Linked DNA regions of Homo sapiens: region 1 is linked to region 2. Evidence: chromatin loops called from intact Hi-C (ENCODE). Cell type or tissue: mammary epithelial cell. All regions are shown on one strand. Links, peaks and the distances in the headings refer to the core of each region. The heading gives the core; the rest is flanking DNA.

Region 1 (10,061 bases), core at 927-8,926, 130 kb after region 2:
CGGCACAGTGGCTCTCACCTGTAATCCCAGCACTTTGGGAGGCTGAGACAGGTGGATCACTTGAGGTCAGGGGTTCGAGACCAACCTGGCCAACATGGTGAAACCTCATCTCTACTAAAAATACAAAAATTAGACGGGCGTGTTGGCGCATACCTGTAATCCCAGTTACTCAGGAGGCTGAGGCAGGAGAATCGCTTGAACCCAGGAGGTGGAGGTTGCAGTGAGCCCAGATTGCACTAGTGCACTCCAGCCTGGGTGACAGAGCAAGACTCTTGTCTCAAAAAAAAAAAAAAAAAAAGAGCCAGGTTCGAGGGTTCAAGCGATTCTCCTGCCTCAGCCTCCTGAGTAGCTGGGATTACAGACATGCGCCACCACGCCCAGCTAGTTTTGTATTTTTAGTAGAGACAGGGTTTCACCATGTTGGCCATGGCTATTCTTGAACTCCTGACCTCAGGTGATCCACCCGCCTTGGCCTCCCAACGTGCTGAGATTACAGGTGTGAGCCACTGTGCCAATGTGCCCCATTTTCTTAGGCTAAAGCCTGAAGTCCTAAACAAGACCTACAAAACCCTGTGTGATGAAACCCCCAGCAGCCTCACCTGCTGCACCTTGTACCGCTGTGCCTATTGTTCCCTGCCTTTAGTCAATCTCACCGTCATTTCTTCTTCATGCCTGTGTCATTCCCATGTCAGTGGCTCTGCATGCCATTCCGTTGGCCTAGAACATGCTCTCCTTTCCCCACTGCCATCCTTACCTAGTTCATTCCTACTCCACAAAAGCTACTCTCTGACAAAGACACAGTCTCCAACTCCTCCAACTGAGGCACCTTGCATCATGACAGGCTTTCATCATATTCTATACATTTCCATTGTGCAAAGTACCAATATTTTAATTAGCTTATTCAGTTTCTTATTCATTTGTTCAACAGATTCTTGTAAATGAGCACCTATTTTACACTGGGTACTTTTCTAGTCACAAAATATAGCCATGAACAAAATATACCAAAACTCCTACCTTCATGTATCTTCCATTCTAGTGAGTAACACTAAGTATCCTCACTAAAATATAAGTTACATATAGTCTGTGACTATTTCTGTCTTATTCACTGATGCATCCCCTAGCACCTAGCACGAATTGTTGCTTATGGTATATTTCAGCAAAAATAGCTTGGGTAATGATAGGGAAACAAAGAATCTTAACATTTTAGTGGCTTAAAGCAATGAAGTGTTTTCGCTTTTTTGTTTTGTAAGTCATTCTATATGCCCATCAGGTTGACTGGGAATGCTTCCTATATGCCCATCAGGTTGACTGGGAATGCTTCCTATCTTGCCACAGTCATTCAGAAACATGGGCCAGTGGTACAGACATTATCTCAAATATTGCCAGTCATGACAGAAGAGAGAGAAAACTATTCAGAGATTTAACCAGTAGTTAAATGACTCCCCAGGGTTTTAGCCAGAAGTTAAATACTCCAGCTTAGACATGTGCAAGACACTTCCACTTACGAATCACTGCTAAAAACTAGTCATCTCCCCATATGCAACTATAAGTGACTGCAAGGAAAAGCCATATTTTAATTGACAGCTGTACTACTGGCTATCTCAGATGGAAAACAAGAAATATTTGAGGAAAAGAAGACTGAATAACAATGAACAGTAGTTGTGATATAGATAAAAGCCCTACCTCTTTGTCTAAAATATACCTGTTCATAGGATGTGCATAGCATGGATAGATTAGGCTAATGATAACATAAGTTTGCATTCTTTCAGCTTACAAAGTCTACTGATAGTTTGATTAAACACAACCAAGAATGACAAATTTGCTATCCACAACATATGGAGTAGACATCCTACAGACAAATAACTGAGAATTCACAGTATATTAAAAATTGTTTATTCATATGAACTACACCATATTTCATAGGTCAATTTCATTAGACTGGCTCACATGGCTGGTCTGGCTTAGACACAGTCTACAGAGTTGATTAAAAAGTAAGATTGATTGCACATCTTGTTCTTCTTGCTGACTATAATTTTGTATTTTGCCTGAACATTCAATTTTCTATGTTTAATTAAAAATTAATTAAAATTTGTTAGAGTATAAATTGCATCTCATCATTTCATTGAATCCTAACTATAGGTCATGCCTCTTAAACGCAGAAATGGTCTAACATTTTATTTCAATATGAAGTAGAAGAATTGTCAGGATTATTTTGGTGCCCAGATGGGGATTTGGTATTCGTTTAACTAAATTCTGCTTTAATGTAGGGCATGAAAGGAGGCTTTGGGACTTAATTTAGAAGGTTTAGCAAGAGTGATAAGAAAACCCAATAGGAAGCCGGGCACAGTGGCTCATGCCTGTAATCCCAGCACTTTGGGAGGCTGAGGCAGGCGGATCATGAGGCCAGGAGATCGAGACCATCTTGGTCAACATGGTGAAACCTCATCTCTATTAAAAATACAAAAATTAGCTGGGCATGGTGGTGTGTGCCTGTAGTCCCAGCTACTGGGGAGGTTGAGGCAGGAGAATCCCTTGAACCTGGGAGGCAGAGATTGCAGTGAGCAGAGATCATGCCACTGTACTCCAGGCTGGAGACAGAGCAAGACTCCATTTCAAGAAAAAAAAAAAAGAAAACCCAATAGGAATTCCTCCTCAAGGTATAAGATTTTTGTAAAATCTGTTTGCTTCTGCCTAGTGGAATCCTCAACTACAAAATTCTGATGATTATAAGACCTTCTGAAGGAACAATCCACAATACTATGTCTTAGATCAGTGCTTCCCATCTGGGGTCCATGGACATACACTCAGGAGCCTAAGAATTCTCTATGTAAATTGTTAAACGTTATGTTTCTATTTGATAACAATATATATTGTTCAAATTTTATAAATTCTACATAATCAGGGTGACAAATGACAAATGTTGTCATTTGCCTTTATGTTTGTTATTTCACTGACACCAAGCAGTACTATAATGCTTTAGTTATTCTAACTATTTAATATAGTAGAGAATAATAAGAGAATAGTGGACTCAAACCAAGTATCATATAAATGATAAGCTAAGTAAAGGATAGTTTTAAAATAAGAAGATTAACGTCAACATAACTACATAAAACTAAAAAGAACCTGTACTGTCACAGTCAGTACAAAAATACACCCACCAAATGCACTGTAGAGTCAGCAAAGATCATCTGCCATGTTAAGGCAATGCTGACAATTTAAATCTTGAGCTTTTTAGTTTTATTTGATTGGTAAATTGTGTTATATTCCATATGTACCATAAACATTTGATTTCTTATTCATCTGAGAGTTTATATCTGATTTGACTTCACTAAGAATAAAATTCAAACCCCTTACTATGATATATAAGTCCCTGAATGGCGTGGTCTCTTCCTATCTGGCTTGTTGCCACCTTGCCACACTACCCTTTGACATCACACTCCAGCTTCATCGGCATTTCTGGCAGTTCTTTTTCTACTGGTGTGTCTTCTGCCTGGACAACTCTTCAGACTCTCAATAAAAATACTTCTTGGCCAGGTGCGATGGCTCACACCTGTAATTCCAACACTTTGGGAGGCCGAGGCGGATGGATCACCTGAGGTCAGGAGTTCGAGACCAGCCTGGCCAACATGGTGAAACTCCGTCTCTAGTAAAAATACAAAAATTAGCCGGGCGTGGTGGCACACACCTGTAGTCCCAGATACTCTGGAGGCTGAGTCAGGAGAATGGCGTGAACCCGGCAGGCGGAGGTTGCAGTGAGCCAAGATGGCGCCACTGCACTCCAGCCTGGGTGAGAGAGCGAGACTCCGTCTCAAAAACATACAAACAAAAAATACTTCTCATTTCTCCAATTTCAGCTTAATTATCCCCTGTTTGGTGTGGCCCTACTTGGCTTCCCTATTTAAAGGGAAGTCCATTTACTGCCCTACAATCACTTCTTACCAGTGTCCCTTGTTCATTTCCTTCATGGTACTTAGCTCAATTTATAATTTTTTATTTTGTTTACCTGATTATTGCTTGACTCCCCACCTAATCACCGAACATAGAATAGACACACACACACACACCAGAATGTGAGTTTCATGAGTACAGAGATCCCATGGTCTTATTATTTATTTTATACCAATTCCTTAAAAGAGTGTTTAGGGCCAGGCACTGTGGCTCACACCTGTAATTCCAGCACTTTGGGAGGCCAAGGCGGGCAGATCAGAGGTCAGGAGATCGAGACCATCCTGGCTAACACGGTGAAACCCCGTCTCTACTAAAAATACAAAAAAATAGCCGGGCGTGGTGGCGGGTGCCTGTAGTCCCAGCTACTCAGGAGGCTGAGGCAGGAGAATGCCTGGGAGATGGAGCTTGCAGTGAGCCGAGATCTCGCCACTGCACTCTAGCCTGGGCAACAAAGCAAGACCCCATCTCAAAAAAAAAAAAAAAAAAAAAAAAGAGTGTTTGGTTGTTTGGTACATAAAATAAATAGTATTTGACTAAATAACAAAATCCATCTCTCACTATGTCCAGAACTATATTTCTTAAAGTCTTTGCTAATTTTTATGAGAGGAAAATGGCATGTTATTATTTTAATTTGCCTCTGTGATTACTCATGGCATTGGACATTTAAATATGTTTATTGGCTATACATAATTTGTCAGGCAATTTCACATACTGTACTTTGCCTAGTTTTCTGTTGGGAATTTTTTTATTTATTTGTGTTATTTGTATAATCAGAGGAATAATATTATAATCAACTTGTGTATTAAAAATGTCTCCACTTTGCTCTTTGGCTTTCAATATGTTGTGATTTCTTTGGGTACCCAATGCTCTCCTTTTACGGCATGAAGGCTGTTCAGTGTTTTTCCAGTGGAAGTTATTAATCATACTTCATCAGTGAATAATCTGAGACTAAGAGAAAAAAAACCTTACAAATGACTCATGTTTGGTAGAATCTGTCTAACTCTAAAATGCATATTCTTTTCACTCTATGTGTCAACTGACTTCCATACAGTTGGAGAAGCACCTTATCTCAACATTTGGCAACAGATAGTTGTCTTAGTCAATTTGAGCTTCTATTCCAAAAATACCATAGACTAAGTGGCAGAAATTGGTTTCTCACAGTTTTAGAGGCTGGAAAGTCCAAGATCAAGGTGCTGGCCAGTTTGGTTCTTGGTGAGGGCTGTCTTCCTGATTTGAAGATGGATGCCTCCTTGCTGTGTCTCACATGTGCAGAGAGAGATCATCTCTCTCATGTCTCTTCTTATAAAGGTGCTAATCCCATGCATGAGGGTTTCACCTTCATTTCCTAATTACCTTCCAAAAGCTCCACCTCCAAATATCATCACATGGGGGATTAAGGCTTCAACATATGAATTTGGGGTGACATAAACATTTAGTCCATAGCAGATAGTTAAGTAAATCTATATTTCTATGCATATGTTTAAGGGAGGAAATAAGTTTCATTGCTTTATTGTCATATTCACATGAATATGTCATGAATATCATCTAACAAAAGGGATCCAGGGATCCTGAGTTTTAGAAAGCCTATCTTGATGGTTTCTAATGGAAATTGCTTATTTGCCTGCATTAAGTTTGTGCCAGCCAACTGAAACTTTTATGTTTCTGAGCTTTGGACCAAACTTTTATCATTTCAGTGTGGTGACAGTGTATCTCATATTAATCAGAAACTCTAATTGATCAGAAACTCTAATTGATATGAGTTCTAATCAGAACTCATAGTTCCATATGCCTTTGGTTAATACAAATGGGAAAAGGCATTATTTTCTAATTACCTATTAGGTAGACAAAAATATTTTCTAACCTAGAATCCATGAGGGGAGAAGATAACAATATTACTCTTTGCACAAAAAATTTTAAGTCATTATCTAGGACCATCTTTATTCCCATCTGACTGTACAAAGTATTGGCCGTTAAGAGAATGAAGGACTTTAAAATGACTGTTTATCATTTTTAATTTATTAGAAGTCAGTTAATTATTACATACTGAACCACAAGCTTATTTAATACTAGAAGATGAGTTAATAATAAACTGCTCCATTTCATCGAGAGTGATGGACCAATACAGTTACCAATGAAGCAGAACCAAGGGAGAAAGACATGAGGTACAGTGACAAAGAAGTGGGAGAGAGTTGTAATACAATATTTTCAATTGTGGAATCAAGTGCACATTTAAATATTTTTGTGCTATTGCTAAAGGAAATGCTATTTTTGATTAAGTTATTAAAGTCATTAAATTTAATTTTTTATTCTTTAACTAAATTATTTTATATTAATCTGTGGTTTGGTCAAGTTGTCTTTGGCCTACCATCCCACAAGAAGTCAGTGACAATGTTGGGACCAGAATTCAGGAGTCATCAGAGTCCATTGTTGTATTCTTATAACCATACTTCACTATCTCAGAGGATGATTTGATTTGTAATTACCACAATTACACATGCAATCTATCTTCTGCTGGCCACTTCTGTGTATGCGGCCATTGCACAGGGATATTGTTAAAATAAATTGCATAACACATGTAGGGATACATGCAGAGATAAATGATTTCTGTAAGCCCAGAAAAGATATAAAGAGCCATGAAACTTTAAATGAAATTCGTGTTTCTGGAGCAGCCAAATCAATCATGATCCCCAGCAAGAACATGCTTTGATCAGCATCAATTTTTCTTACAGTCTTACATACAATAGTCATCTTGAAATACTGTCATTTAAAAAATTAATTTCCATAGTGATTTTTATCCTTGTTTTGGTGTTATAGCCCCTTTATTTATTCAATTTCTGATTAGGCTGATTATATGCATTTTTTTCTCTAATGGACCTCCTTAGTTGAACAGGCAATAATGCCATAATATGCGATTAAATACAATTATGACTTTCTTCTCAAGGGCTTGAAATAGTCACAGTAAAAAATAAATGCTATAAATGCAAAGTGCCCTGGTAGAATTGTGCTTATAGAGGGAAACAGCACAAAATGTCAGATAAATGATGAGGCTCAGAAAGGATCCTTATAACATTTTGTTAACTTTCTGTCAGTTTTCATTTTACATAACAAGATAAACTAAAAAACAACAATACGAGAACAATTTTGGGTCAATACGAAGTGAAACAGAAGAACATTTTGTCTTTCCAGATTGGTTTATCTCATCACTAAAGTAGCATAGACTTAGCGATTAAATAGTATAATGCTGATGAAAATAGGAGCTAAAACAAAGACATGGAAGTAGTCCATGGTTTGGTACATAAAGTGTGTTTCTGTCATTTGTTCTTTGCAATATTTAATTCAGTCACAATCTCAGTGATTTCCTTGAGCTTTTGGATCACAGAAATGAGAATGCTGCTGTTCCTCCACTGCAGGGCTCTGGACCCCTCGTTGTTTACCTGAAGATAAGCTTCATCTCTCAGTTAATGGCAAAATTATATTCTGACCTCCAATCTAGTGCTTTTGTTAACTCAGCATTATTTAGAAAAGTCTAAGGACAAGTGTCAGTCTGGACCCTGGTGTGGCTGCTATGTGAAATTCAGTTTATCTGAAGGCTCATTGAAATTCATTTTGTGCATAAACAAAAAACTACCAGGTTCCCCCCACCCCCAATTCATTTGATCACCAGATCTGAAAGTATTGAATAAATCCGTAAAACCTAGTGCAGTGTCTAATTCTGAAGACACTTCAAAATATTAGTCTTGGGGCAATTCTGGGTACTGTGAGAGAAACAGAAAAATCAGAAGATGTATTTCTTCCTTCAGGTACTTTACCATCTACTTGGAGTGCCAAAGCAGCAGAACAACTAGAGAATAAAAGCTATGTGTGTATTGTGTAACCAGCTTATGTACTATATAACCCACAACCAACATCCAACCTGCAATTACAGCTAGGGTTTCTAACTTTTCTCTAAAATAACCCAAAACATTTTTACTCCTCTTCTTCTTCATTATTCTGAAAATTGAGCAATATAAAATTTTTAAAAAGAAGGGGAAAATGAAAACTAGAAAGGAAAAGCATACAGATGACTATTTCTTCAAATTTTTCTCTGATCTTTGTGTGAGAGACTTGAAACGAATTGTTTATTTATCAAGCTCATTCACTTTACCTTCCTAGCAATTTCAAAGTTGACTGCTCCTACAAGATGAGGAAATTAAATGATGAGAGAGAAGTAGGCACTGATGGGATGGGATGAGGGATTTGATGATAAGGACTGATTTGATCTCCTTAAAATCCTAGACTCTAGCCCAAGATTATTGTCTTAAGTATTCTCTTCTGTTATCATCCAATTCAGTCTCTAGGATTGAGATACTATTGTTCTAAGAAAGAATGTATATTTTATATCTACTATATGAATCTTTCCCTCCTTCAGATATGCCTGGATGCTTCTCTGTGGGGGTGGGTGATTTTTAAAGATGTTAGTCATTATTGGTCTCTACTAGAATCACCTGTTCTTTTTTTTTATTATGCCACATTGGAAAAAGAAAGATAAATTCAGTCATTTTTCCTTTATACTCTATGGAAGGCTGCATTATCAAGTATCTCTCCCCAAATAAGATCAATCATATCCTGTTTTGATAAACTGGCCATAGTGTTACTTTACCTTCTTTCTTTATGTCGTGTTGAGAAAGTTTTTTAACCTCAAGGGAAGTCAAAGTTTTTGTTTTCGTTGTTGTTGTTGTTGTTGTTTGAGACAGAGTCTCACTTTGTCGCCCAGGCTGGTGTGCAGTGGCATGATCTCCCTCACTGCAAACTCCGCCTCCTGGGTTCAAGTCATCCTTCTGCTTCAGCCTCCTGAGTAGCTGGGACTACAGGCGCCCACCACCACGCTTGGCTAATTTTTGTATTTTTAGTAGAGACAGGGTTTCACCATGTTGGCCAGGCTGGTCTTGAACTCCTGACCTCAAGTGATCTGCCCGCCTTGCCCTCCCAAAGTGCTGGGATTACAGGCGTGAGCCACCGTGCCCTGCCAGAAGTCAAAGTTTCTGTGTCAATGTTTTCACAAACATTATCTCTGAGGTGTGGAAATATGTCTTATTTCCCATTTTAAAAGTGATATATAACACCGTTAGCTTCTCTTAGCCTCGGTATCTTTAACCGTAAAATGAAGTATAGATATAAACATTTGTCCAATCTCTCCAACTAGATTATAAACCTCAAGAGATAATGAATAATAAATAATGCCACTTTGTATCTCTAGTACTTAACAGAGTGCCTACTGACTAGTAGATGCTCAATAAAAGTTGAGAATAATTATATTTCCATTTCTTCACTTTCTTGAATAAGGTGGATTTCTGTATTATCCTATAATTATTATGTTTAAAATAATATATTATTTTATAGTAATAACTAAGTCAGATGATCTAAGTTAAAACTTTCATCGGAATCTAAGAAGAGAAGAATTTGATGGAAGTCAGCCAACAAATATTATGCTGCGTCAAAACAGTGTAGCTGTCTCTCACTGTGCCAATTTATTTTACCCAAGGTGTTGCAACTTTGAGATACCTGACAAAAAAAGAGGCTCAAAGGTATTGCCAGTCTACATAGACCATCATATGTTGGTCCCGTCTGCTGAGAAACGTGGGTTTATGTGGAAGTTTTTCCTGACACTTAGAAAACAGCATAAGCCAAGATAAAATTTGCTTTCATTTGTCAATGCAACATCAATTCTTCTACAAGCAGTAGACTGGAGTTTTAAAGTAGTGACAACCCACAGGACGTATTCTTCCATCGTCTTATATATAACAAGCTGTTTCTCTCCCTGTCTATTAGGCTATTCTTACATTGCTATAAAGAAATGCCTGATACTGGATAATTCATAAAGAAAAGAACTTTAATGGGTTCCTGGTTCTGTAGATTGTACAGGAAGTAGGGCACTGTCATCTGCTTCTGGGGAGGCCTTGGGAAGCTTTTACAATCATGGTAGAAGGGGAAGCAGAAGCTTACATGTCACTTGGCGAGAGCAGGTGCAAGTGAGTGCAAGGAGAAGGTGCTACACACTTTTAAATGACCAGATCTCACAAGAACTCACTCACTATCTCAAGGACAGTACCAAGGGGGAGGGTGCTAAACCCTTC
Region 2 (10,061 bases), core at 574-8,573:
AGAGTTGCAGGGAGGTTCATGGAGGGGATGGTACCAACCCATTCATGAGAAACTGCCCCCATGATCCAATCACCTCCCACCAGGCTCCACCTCCAACACTGGAGATTGCAATCGAACATGAGATATTGATGAGGACACAGATCCAAACCATATCACCCAGTGAGACCCATGTCAAACTCCTAATCTAGAGAACTGCAAGTTAATACATCTGTGTTGTTTCTTTGCCACTAGATGTGTGGTAATGCGTTGTGGCAGTGATAGGAAATTAATTCATTCCTACACCCTTCTACTAAAGAATGATAGAAACTGTTGAAATTGCATTCCATTAGCTGTCAATATTGTTTATATTAAGTATTTAAATTAGGCTGCAAAAGTCAGGCAAGGAATAAACAATCCAGTCTTTTGATAGCAATACCAGAAGGATTTCATTAACTTGGGATTTCCTAACATCCAGTTAGTGATATATTGAGAAAGACCAAAGATCAAACCCCTATTATGGAATAAGAGTTATAGTCATTTATTTAGTATATATACATATACAAATTGTTCATATACAATATATAGTATATATGAGCAATTTACTTCATAACCTCACTCTTTCTATATATATGTGTGTGTGTGAACATATATATATTTATACATATATACATATATGCATTTTTTTCACATATATATTTTATACAGACGTGTGTGTACATATGTGTCTGCACACACACACACACGCACACATATATATATAAAATCCGGAACAAGTAAAAATATAAGATAGCAGACAAAATGTCTCAGTTAGTTACTGGCCAATCTGCATTTGGGTTTTTTCCTGTGCTTTAAAAGTGATATTGAATTTTCTCCAGATTTTCTATGCTGTTCTGATCCAGTTCGTGTTGCAACCCCATTTTCTTGTACCAAAACCTTTATCACGATTTGTAAAAGATTCTCAGTATGTAAAATTGTAATTGCTTCTAGATTTTGTCATCAATACTTTTATAAGGTTTCGCCTTCTCCAATAGACCTGAAAAATGCCAAGTTCTTACTTTGCCTGTTATCCCAGAGTGACTTTGCTTTTAGCTTTCTCAGTGCTTCAGCTCTGCATTGAGTTCTGATCTCTCTCCTAAGTCCTGTGTCTGTGTGCACTCAAAACAACATTGGTAGAGCCAAGTTAAATCCTCCAATATGATGTCAGGTCAGGAGCATAGCTTGAGACTTCTGTTTTCATCGTGGCTCTGCTACTTACTACCTATGTGACTTGGAACAAACTTTGGTGTCCTCCTTATTACTCCATTTCTCATCTATAGAATGGAAGATATTAATACACACCTAACAGAGTGGTTGTCAGGATTAGATGAGTATATATAACACTCATCTACACAAACATTTACCATATAAAATACCATTCCATGATAGTGAATGCTACCATGAAAGTTGTGCTAACCAGAACTAATATTATCAGGAAGTATAAGGAGGCTTAGCTTCTACATGTATAAATCTGAGTATTGATATGATATTGTCAAGACTCTCTTCCTCTCTTAGTTCTGCTTTTTATTTGCGCTGATCTTATTTTCAGGGTATCTGTTTGTGGTAGCAAAATGATTGGCAGTAGCTTCATCTTCTGAGCAACCACAGCAGGAGAAAAAAAAAAAAGGAGTATATCTTTAAAGGTGCTTCAATATAAATCCCAGAATTAGTTCTGATTGGCCCTAACGGAATCATGTGACTAGTCCCTAAACCAATCACCATGTTCAGAAGACTACAAGCCTCTTATTGGACAGTCTGGAAACAGAAGCAAAATAAAATTCGGGGAAATAGAAGTGAAAAAGCTGGCACAAATAACAAGCAAAAGCTTCCAGAAACATCATCCCGTTCAGCTGCATCCATCCTGTACAAAGGAGTCTGGTGAGGGGGCCCAAGCAGCTGCTGAAATCCAGCCAATTCCCCTCTTGTCCCACCTAACTGGGAGCCGAAGATCCTCAGGTGTCCTTTGTGCTAGGTGTGGCCCTGATCACATTCCCTTCCCCACTCCATGTCCCCAGGCCATGAGTAGGGCTAAGCTGAGAGAAGGAGAAAAGCTTTGAACTAAAGGGGAGATAAAAGTCTTATTTTTATTTGACGAGGCATTTTAATACCTAAAAATTACTAATTTTATATATACATAAAATATATATATACATATAAACGCATATATATAAAATATATGTATATATTACATATAACTAGTAATTTTATATAGTAATATATAACTACTATATATATAACTAGTTATATATATAAAAAATATATATATATATATATATTTTTTTTTTTTTGAGACGGAGTCTCGCTCTGTCACTCAGGCTGGAGTGCAGTGTCGTGATCTTGGCTCACTGCAAGCTCCGCCTCTCGGGTTCACGCCATTCTCCTGCCTCAGCCTCCCGAGTAGCTGGGACTACAGGCGCCCGCCACCACGCCCCGCTAATTTTTTGTATTTTTAGTAGAGACGGGGTTTCACTGTGTTAGCCAGGATGGTCTCGATCTCCTGACCTCGTGATCCACCCACCTCGGCCTCCCAAAGTGTTGGGATTACAGGTGTGAGCCACCGCGCCCGGCCGTAATATTCTTATAATACCTAAAAGGGACTGGAAAACTGTGGAATCACCAAGATACATTAAGGGATGAAGACAAATAAGACAGAGCAAACCCGAAGGTAGTAGTTGGAAGAAAAACATAAGACTGTGTTCAGGTTGTGCCTGTTAAGTCAGCTCATTCACTAAAGCTGGTTACTTGTGGGCATGATGGTCTCTTTACAGCATTGCAGAATTTAAAAATTTGTATAAAGAATATATTTATCACTAGGCACGCACCAGGAAACAAAGTTTCATTTCTCTGAAAAACTAACGGAGGCCGAGGAAGGAAGCCAATATTTATCGATGTGAACCATGAACTCAGCCCTGTATCTTCTTGATCCCCTGGAATGCTCCCAAAGATCCTGAGACATGTTATTGTTTCACATTTGAGGAAACTGAGTCTCAGAGATGATAAGTGATTTAACCCAATTCAAAGCAATGGTGTGGGGAGGGTCAAATTTAGTCCATTTTGATGAAAGCGTATTTAATTTCTCATCTCCCATTGTGTGAAAGTGAAAGCAGTTGTAAGATGGGCCCCATCTAAATCTCCACAGTCTCTGGGCACTTACTTGGGAACCCACACATTAGTCCCTCAAACTTTAATCTGCCGGGAGTCACCACACAGCTTTGACCTAGGTTAAAGTGAACTGAAACTGAAAAGGGTGTTGTGTAGTCCAGTTTCTAATCCAAACAGCTGAAGAACAGGGTGTGCGCCATAAATCACTGACCTTCACAACAGTGAACTTTTAATGTGGAGGCAGAGAATTTTTTTCATATTTGTGCAAAAAAAATTTAAGTTAAATTTTTGTGTTCAAATTCCATGCTTGTTCCTGGGGAAGGTGTGTATTCACTGGTGGAAACATTCTCCTTTTCTCTTTGCAGGAACTGCAAAGCCTACATACAAAGCCAAAAAATCTACTATCTAGCCCTTTTGTTTTAAAAAAAAAAAAAGAAAGAAATGCCAATCCCTGTCCTAGAGCACTGGTTGTTAAACTTGGTTGCACATTACCATCACCTGAGGAGCTTTTAAAATTCCAGATGCCCACACCACACACCAGACCAATTAATTCAGAACCTCACGGGGGTGGAACTAGGCGTCATTTTTAAAAGATCTCTGCTAAGTTGAGAACTCCAGAACAATGGTTTTCAAATATTGGTGCGCACAAGAATCACCTGACCTGACTGTCAAAAACGCAGTCCAGGGCCACATTTCCAGATTGTCTGATCTGATAGGACTGGCAGAGGCCCAGGAATCTACATCAGCACACCAGGGCTCATGACATAGGAGCCTCAGGACTTTATTTCAGAAGTAACCAAGGCATACGCCTTCTAATTTCATAAAACTTGCTTTATGAAAAGTTTCACATCAACTCAAGTGTTTACAGAACTATGATTTATAAGAATGAGTCATTACTACAAAGTACAACCTGTACCAGCAGTCCTACTCCTTACCATTAAAAATGATCCTGCACACAGAAAACATTTCACCCACATCCTATTTTACTTTACCTCTGAGTGTCATGACTGCAAAAAAGACAACGAGTTTCCCCAGAACAATTCATAGTCTCTATGATTGCCCTTAGGAGTTTGGTTTTTATTAGCATAGAAAGAAGGAATGAATAATTGTTAATAATTTGAAACATCTAGAAATACTTGTATTCCTCTGACTGTGCTTAGGGTTGCTTTAAAAACTAGCAGAACAAAAAGCTCATTTTTATTCAACTGCAATATTTAAAAATTAATAATAACTGAACTTTTAGGACAGCAGTGTCGGTGACCAAAATTTCTAATCAAATTATGATAAATGTGTACCAAACCCATTGTTTTTACAGGGTCTCTGTACTATCTGTGTAATGGCAGGGACCTTAAATCAGTAGTTCCCACATGACTTCAGTTTCTACATTTGCAGGACCTGTGTGTGGCAGTGGCTTTTCAGATTCCTCCTCCTTCTTTGGGCATTACTAGGATAAATGTAATTAAAGTAGTCAGTGAGATCCTCATTAAGCCTGCCTTTCACATCTACTGAGATCCTAGTGGAGTTTCATATAGGTCTTTCACAGTCTCATGGAGGAATCACCATCTTATCACTTATTTTCCTTTTTTTTTTTTTTTTTTTTTTTGACAGGATCTCACTCTGTCACTCACGCTGGAGTGCAGTAGTACAATCTCAGCTCACTGCAACCTCCCTCTCCTGGGTTCAAGCGATTCTCCTACCTCAGCCTTCTGAGTAGCTGGGACTACACCCAGCCAATTTTTGTATTTTTAGTACAGACAGGGTTTCACCACGTTGGCCAGGCTGTTCGGTCTTGAACTCCTGACCTCAAGTGATCCACCTGCCTCAGCCTCCCAAATTGCTAGGATTACACACCTGGCCTATTTTTCTTTCATTTACCCTCATGTCTACTAAAGGCTTGTTGGGATCCTGACTGATATCTGCGCAGTCAGGCAACGGGAGAAAAGTGAAGGAAAGCACACGTGAGATATTGATTGATTGGTTTTGCTTCCTAAAATTCAAAGACATCAAAATATCCAATAGAAAACCTAGCACATCCTTTCTAGTAGCAGTCATTTGGCTGCATGGATTAACAATCCAACCTTCCACCGGATGAAATAACTTTTGGGAAAAAATGAAAATTTTTTTTTTCCAGAAGAGAAGATGCTAAGCACCAAAGAGATGAGCTGGAAGGAAGGTCAGTTTTTCCCCAGTGCATGAAGAAGACTGATTCTAAAGCAAGGAATTCCTGGCAACTTGGCGGTTCTTCGCTCAGTGTCAGAATTTTAAAAACTAACAAATGTCATATTTCAGTTGGCCACAAGATGGCAGGATTTCGGCACATTCCCACAGATAATGGCCTCCTCTTCCCATCAGGATTAATGGATGGTAGTGATTTAAGCGTGACACTCTCTTCTCAAGAGACTTCATACTCTCATAAATGAAATACGAATATGGTTCAAGGACTTATGTTTTATAGTTTTAAAATACCAAGAGTCAGCGATTCACATAATATAACTGGCATCCACAAATGCTAAAGCTATGGAAAAGGTTCTAGTTTTGTTAATGGGCCTCTCATCTATCTCACTGGATGAGGCCTGGGAACCACCTGGACTCTGTTTTCCTTTGCTAAGCCTTTCTCAGAAGGAGCAAGTCTTGCTGCTACTGTGGACACACAGCTTCTGGGAGTTCCACAGGACCACGTGCGGAGAAAGGAAGGGAAGCAAACTTTGAAGGTGGAAATAAAGGAAAAGGTTGTGGGGGAAAAGAGAATGTTTTCACTTTGAGTTAAAAAAAAAAAAAGAGGGACAAAGAAGTGTCCAGTAGGGTACAGCCTGTCAGAAAACCCCAGACTGTGATACAGCTCTAACATATCCATTCATTCGTTCATTCATTTGTCCATCCGGTATTTATTAAGCAATTGTGTCTCAAGGAATGGAAAAAGGGGAAAAAATATTCTACCCTGAAAGAGCCAGTCCATTAGAACATTTCTTGAAAAGACTGAGAAAAAGAAAAATTCCATATGATAACTAGACTAAAACAAAAGAAAACTACAGAGCGATTGGAAAAGGAATTGGCAGAATTACAAACCATGTGAAGAATGAAGAGGGCGCCCTGCAGGGGTTATCAACAAGGAGTAATAGGGGGCCATGAGATCAGATAAAAAGTTAGAAACTGGGTGCTCCTGGGGAGTTGGGGGTTGAACATTTATTCGTAGGAAGGTTGGGACCCCATTTGGTGGGAGGAAGTTGGGACTGGAATTAGAAACAACAACAAAAAGTACTTGAGTTTCATCAGAGATTTCAGGACTGGCTCGTTGTATGACCTTGAGCGATTAGCTAAATCTTTCTAAGCTTCAATTCCTTCATCTGTAAAATGGATCCTGCAATAACTAACTAGGGGAGCTAATAAGGATGATAAAGGTGAAAACATAAGGGAGTGTGCCTGGAATAGAATTGTTCATTATATAATGTCAGTTGTTCTTCTTCCCTGTTGGACCATTTAAGAAAGTTAGCAAAAAATATACGGAGAGCAGGGCCCTCCGTGCTGAATAGCTAAACAGACACACTTTGATCCCAGAAGCCCAGCTCCTCCCCGGCACTCATACCTGCAGTAAAGGCAACGGTGATGGATTCCTGGCCTCAGAAATCCTGAGCTAGATTGATAGAGGCCCTATGCTGCATTCCACCAAGAGGCATGGAAACACACTGTTTGCCTTTTTATATAAACATATATACATGCTCCTCATGATAAGGAGAAAGAGAGAGAGACAGAGAGTTTAAACTATGAACCCTCTTTACACAGTACAATCCCATACTCCTGTTCATGTAACCACACAGCAGGCTGGGTTGTGGTCTCCTAGTTTTGACTGATGCGTGTGTGTGTGTGTCCGTGTGTGTGTGTCTGTGTCTGTGTATGTGTGTGTGTGTCTGTGCCTCTGTGTGTGTATATCCTCATATATGCATGTCCATGTACCTGTACCTGTAACTCAGATGCTGGCCATCTCCAGATGAACCCCATCTTTTCCCCTTTCCAACCTGGAAGCTGATGGTAGCATTTTTCTACACTCTACACAAAGGAAATTCACTCCACAGAGCATTAGGAGTGATGCAGAATTTGCTGAAGTCTTCTTCACCCTATGGCAATTCTTTTCTAAGTCTTCCTTCACCACCACCACCAGTTGGGAATTTGCTTCTCTTTGACCTTCCCTAACACTGCACCGAGCCTTGAACCTGCCCACTGCCCTCCTTTATAATACTGAGCCTCTGCCTCCTTCCCCTTGAACTTCAGCCCTCAGGCTGAGGCACTTTTCTGATGTACAAGGGTCTTTTCAAAGCTTCTTTTCAGCAAAGATGATCCCTTCCTAAAAATAATTTCTGTGCCAGTTATCATAAAGATTAATAATTTTCTCCACATTATAATGTCTATATGACTATAACCGCATACATTATTACATATAGAAATGTTTTTAACATGAAATGGAATCATATGATCATATCATGCATATTGTTTTCTGATTTTCAGTTGCTCCTCAATTATATATTTTGTGTATCTTTCCAACTTATTAGAAATAAGTCAAACTCATTTTTTTAAATTACTGAATAAAATTAGTACTTTAATGTGAGACAAGGTCAATTTCTTTGTGCTGCAATTTTGTTATTGACAAGATAGAACATAATAACACAGAGTTATAATGAGAATTCCTCAGCTACAATATTAGAGACCTTCAGTTGCTTAGAAGAAGTGAGATACTTAAATAATAAAAATTACATTAGCTATATAAATAATGCTAATAAAAGTTGCTAATATTTCATCAGCATTTTTCTATGTGCCAGGACCTATTCATACTCATTTATATGCAACAACTCATTTAATCCTCATAGCAACCCTATGAAGGAGATACTATTATTATTCCCATTTTATAGATGATCTTTCTGAGTCATGGGAAAGTCAGTAAATTGCTCAAGGCAACATAGCCAATAAGTGACATTGCCAAAATGCGTGAGTCTGGCTCTAGAGTCTGTGTTGTTAATCACTAAACCATCTATCATCATCTCCAACAGGAAATACTTTGTACAGGCTTGCTTGCCAGGGACCTGAACTGGCTGTCGTTGACCAAATTTAATAAACGTGCTCACTGCAAGTGGCGCTCCAGCTGATCCTGGCTTGGGGCTCTCTGCACTGCTCCAAATCAGGCAGCCAGGCCAAAAGAAGATATGTAGAGTCCATGGGGAACAAAGCGAGGCAAGGTCTGCTGAGCAAGGCATGGCTTAGAGGGAAAAGTGGGGTTGTGGGGAGAAGCTACAAGGAGACAGAATAAAATAATGAAGAGGAGTGCTGCCAGGCACCTGGCCCAGCTGAGGAAGCCTCTGAGGTGCGCATGCCAAATCTCAGCAGCTCCAAGCCCAGCTCCCAGAATAGCTGGAAGGAGGCACACTGCCAGCGAGCCACTTATTACAGCCAGAGCTGGGAGCACTTAATCAGATGCATCCGGTTTGTGTTCACAAGATATTAGGCGGAAATATGTGGTCAACTGCAATGAATTGGCATGCCCTGTAGTGGGCCAGCCATTGCCGGAAGCCATGTCTCCCACAAATTGAAACCTAATCTTTCTCTCCTCTAAGTGCCTGCCACAACTAACTGATTATGTACATTTAATCTCTGTCTGATATACTATCTAAGGAAGAGGAAATATTTCTTTTTTGTGATGGCTCTATGGAATTGAGAGTGCATAAAGCTAGTAGGACCACATACATGGAACACCCAGGGCAGGTATCCATCAGATAAGGCCAGTCTCCGACCTCCAGCAGGTTACTACACAGTGAATGTCACCTGATGCATCAGGCCCAGGAAGGCTGGCATAGAAAACGTGAAAACATCATGGAGAGGGTTAAGATGACCCTAAGGATTGCTGCCAGGAATTCCCACAAATGACATATCATTGTTGCTAGTTGGCTCCAAAGTCCTCCTGAATTAAGAGCTAACAGTTGGCGATCTCAGTGTATTTGGGGTGTTTACTATTCTTTTGAGTATTTTTTTTCTCCTAAAATTGCATTGCAGACACTCCTGGTGTCCTGTCCAGATTCCCTTACCAGGCCAGTGCACTCATCAACCAGTCGCTGTGACTGTTCCAGAGGATTGCCACCTTACCAGGACATGACTGGAAAAATTGTACTAATCCCACAAGTGTCCTATGGCCTGTGGCAGACTGAAGTGAGGTTACAACAGTTCAGCCACCTCACCCATGGGCAACGCAAACTTTTTATTGCATTTAAACATCAAAATTCCTTGGGGGATCAGTCTGAAGCTAATATTCTCCTAAAACCTTGATTTACCTAGCTTATCTTGCCCTATCTTGCTTCCCTTCCTCCCCTATAGCTTTGTCCTGAAAGTGTTCCCTCAGTAATTCACCTGGACAAAAATCCCTGCCTCAGGCTCTGCTTCTCAGAACCCTGGCCTAAAACAGCATGTAAAATCCTTGTCAGCAAAGACCTTATAGTAAACACACGCCACCAGAGCAATACAATGCAGTTTCCCCAATCTCAGCTATTCATACACACTGCCTACATTATTTTCCCATATTTGCATATTGCTTATACAGCTATTTACCTAACAGTTGTTTGTAAGTAGTTTTCAAACTAACTCCTTTTTCAAAAAACTAGCCTTACCCTAAAAAAATCATAATTCTGCAACCCTGATTTTGAGGCACTAATGAGATTTACCAATTACACAGTGAAATAATGTGTGTATATACATTTACATATGGGCATTAATCTATGTATAACTTAAAATTATTCCATCTTTCACCATGAATTATATGTACATGAACCACATCTTTAAAAACATCATAAAATGAAAAGCATGGTTTGTAAAATCTGTTATTCTACTTTATAGTACTGCTACAGAGCTATCTCATATTGAAGGTAGAATAAATTCTTGCTGATGTTTCTAAATTCAATAAATACTTT

Evidence for each region. A loop is a pair of places that touch in the nucleus more often than their neighbours do. Peaks named below come from ENCODE experiments on the same cell type or tissue, not always from the same donor. Only the 100,000 strongest peaks of a DNase experiment are listed, where the experiment ranks them.
Region 1: a loop joins it to region 2, with 2.9 times the contacts of the local background. A loop is called at or near these places in 2 of 110 quality-filtered maps.

The regions. Positions count from the first base shown.
Region 1 is chr12:15,399,773-15,409,833 of GRCh38, forward strand. All of the region lies in intron 1 of PTPRO (protein tyrosine phosphatase receptor type O), which reads left to right. Among named protein-coding and RNA genes, the nearest start is that of PTPRO, 82 kb to the left of the region's middle. In mammary epithelial cell, for the core only: no CTCF peak of the experiment used is centred there; a DNase peak (open chromatin) is centred at 4,879.
Region 2 is chr12:15,270,857-15,280,917 of GRCh38, forward strand. All of the region lies in intron 2 of LOC105369673 (a long non-coding RNA gene), which reads right to left. Among named protein-coding and RNA genes, the nearest start is that of PTPRO, 47 kb to the right of the region's middle. In mammary epithelial cell, for the core only: a CTCF peak has its summit at 5,410 (motif pointing right); DNase peaks (open chromatin) are centred at 3,895, 8,095 and 8,475; H3K27ac peaks cover 3,945 bases.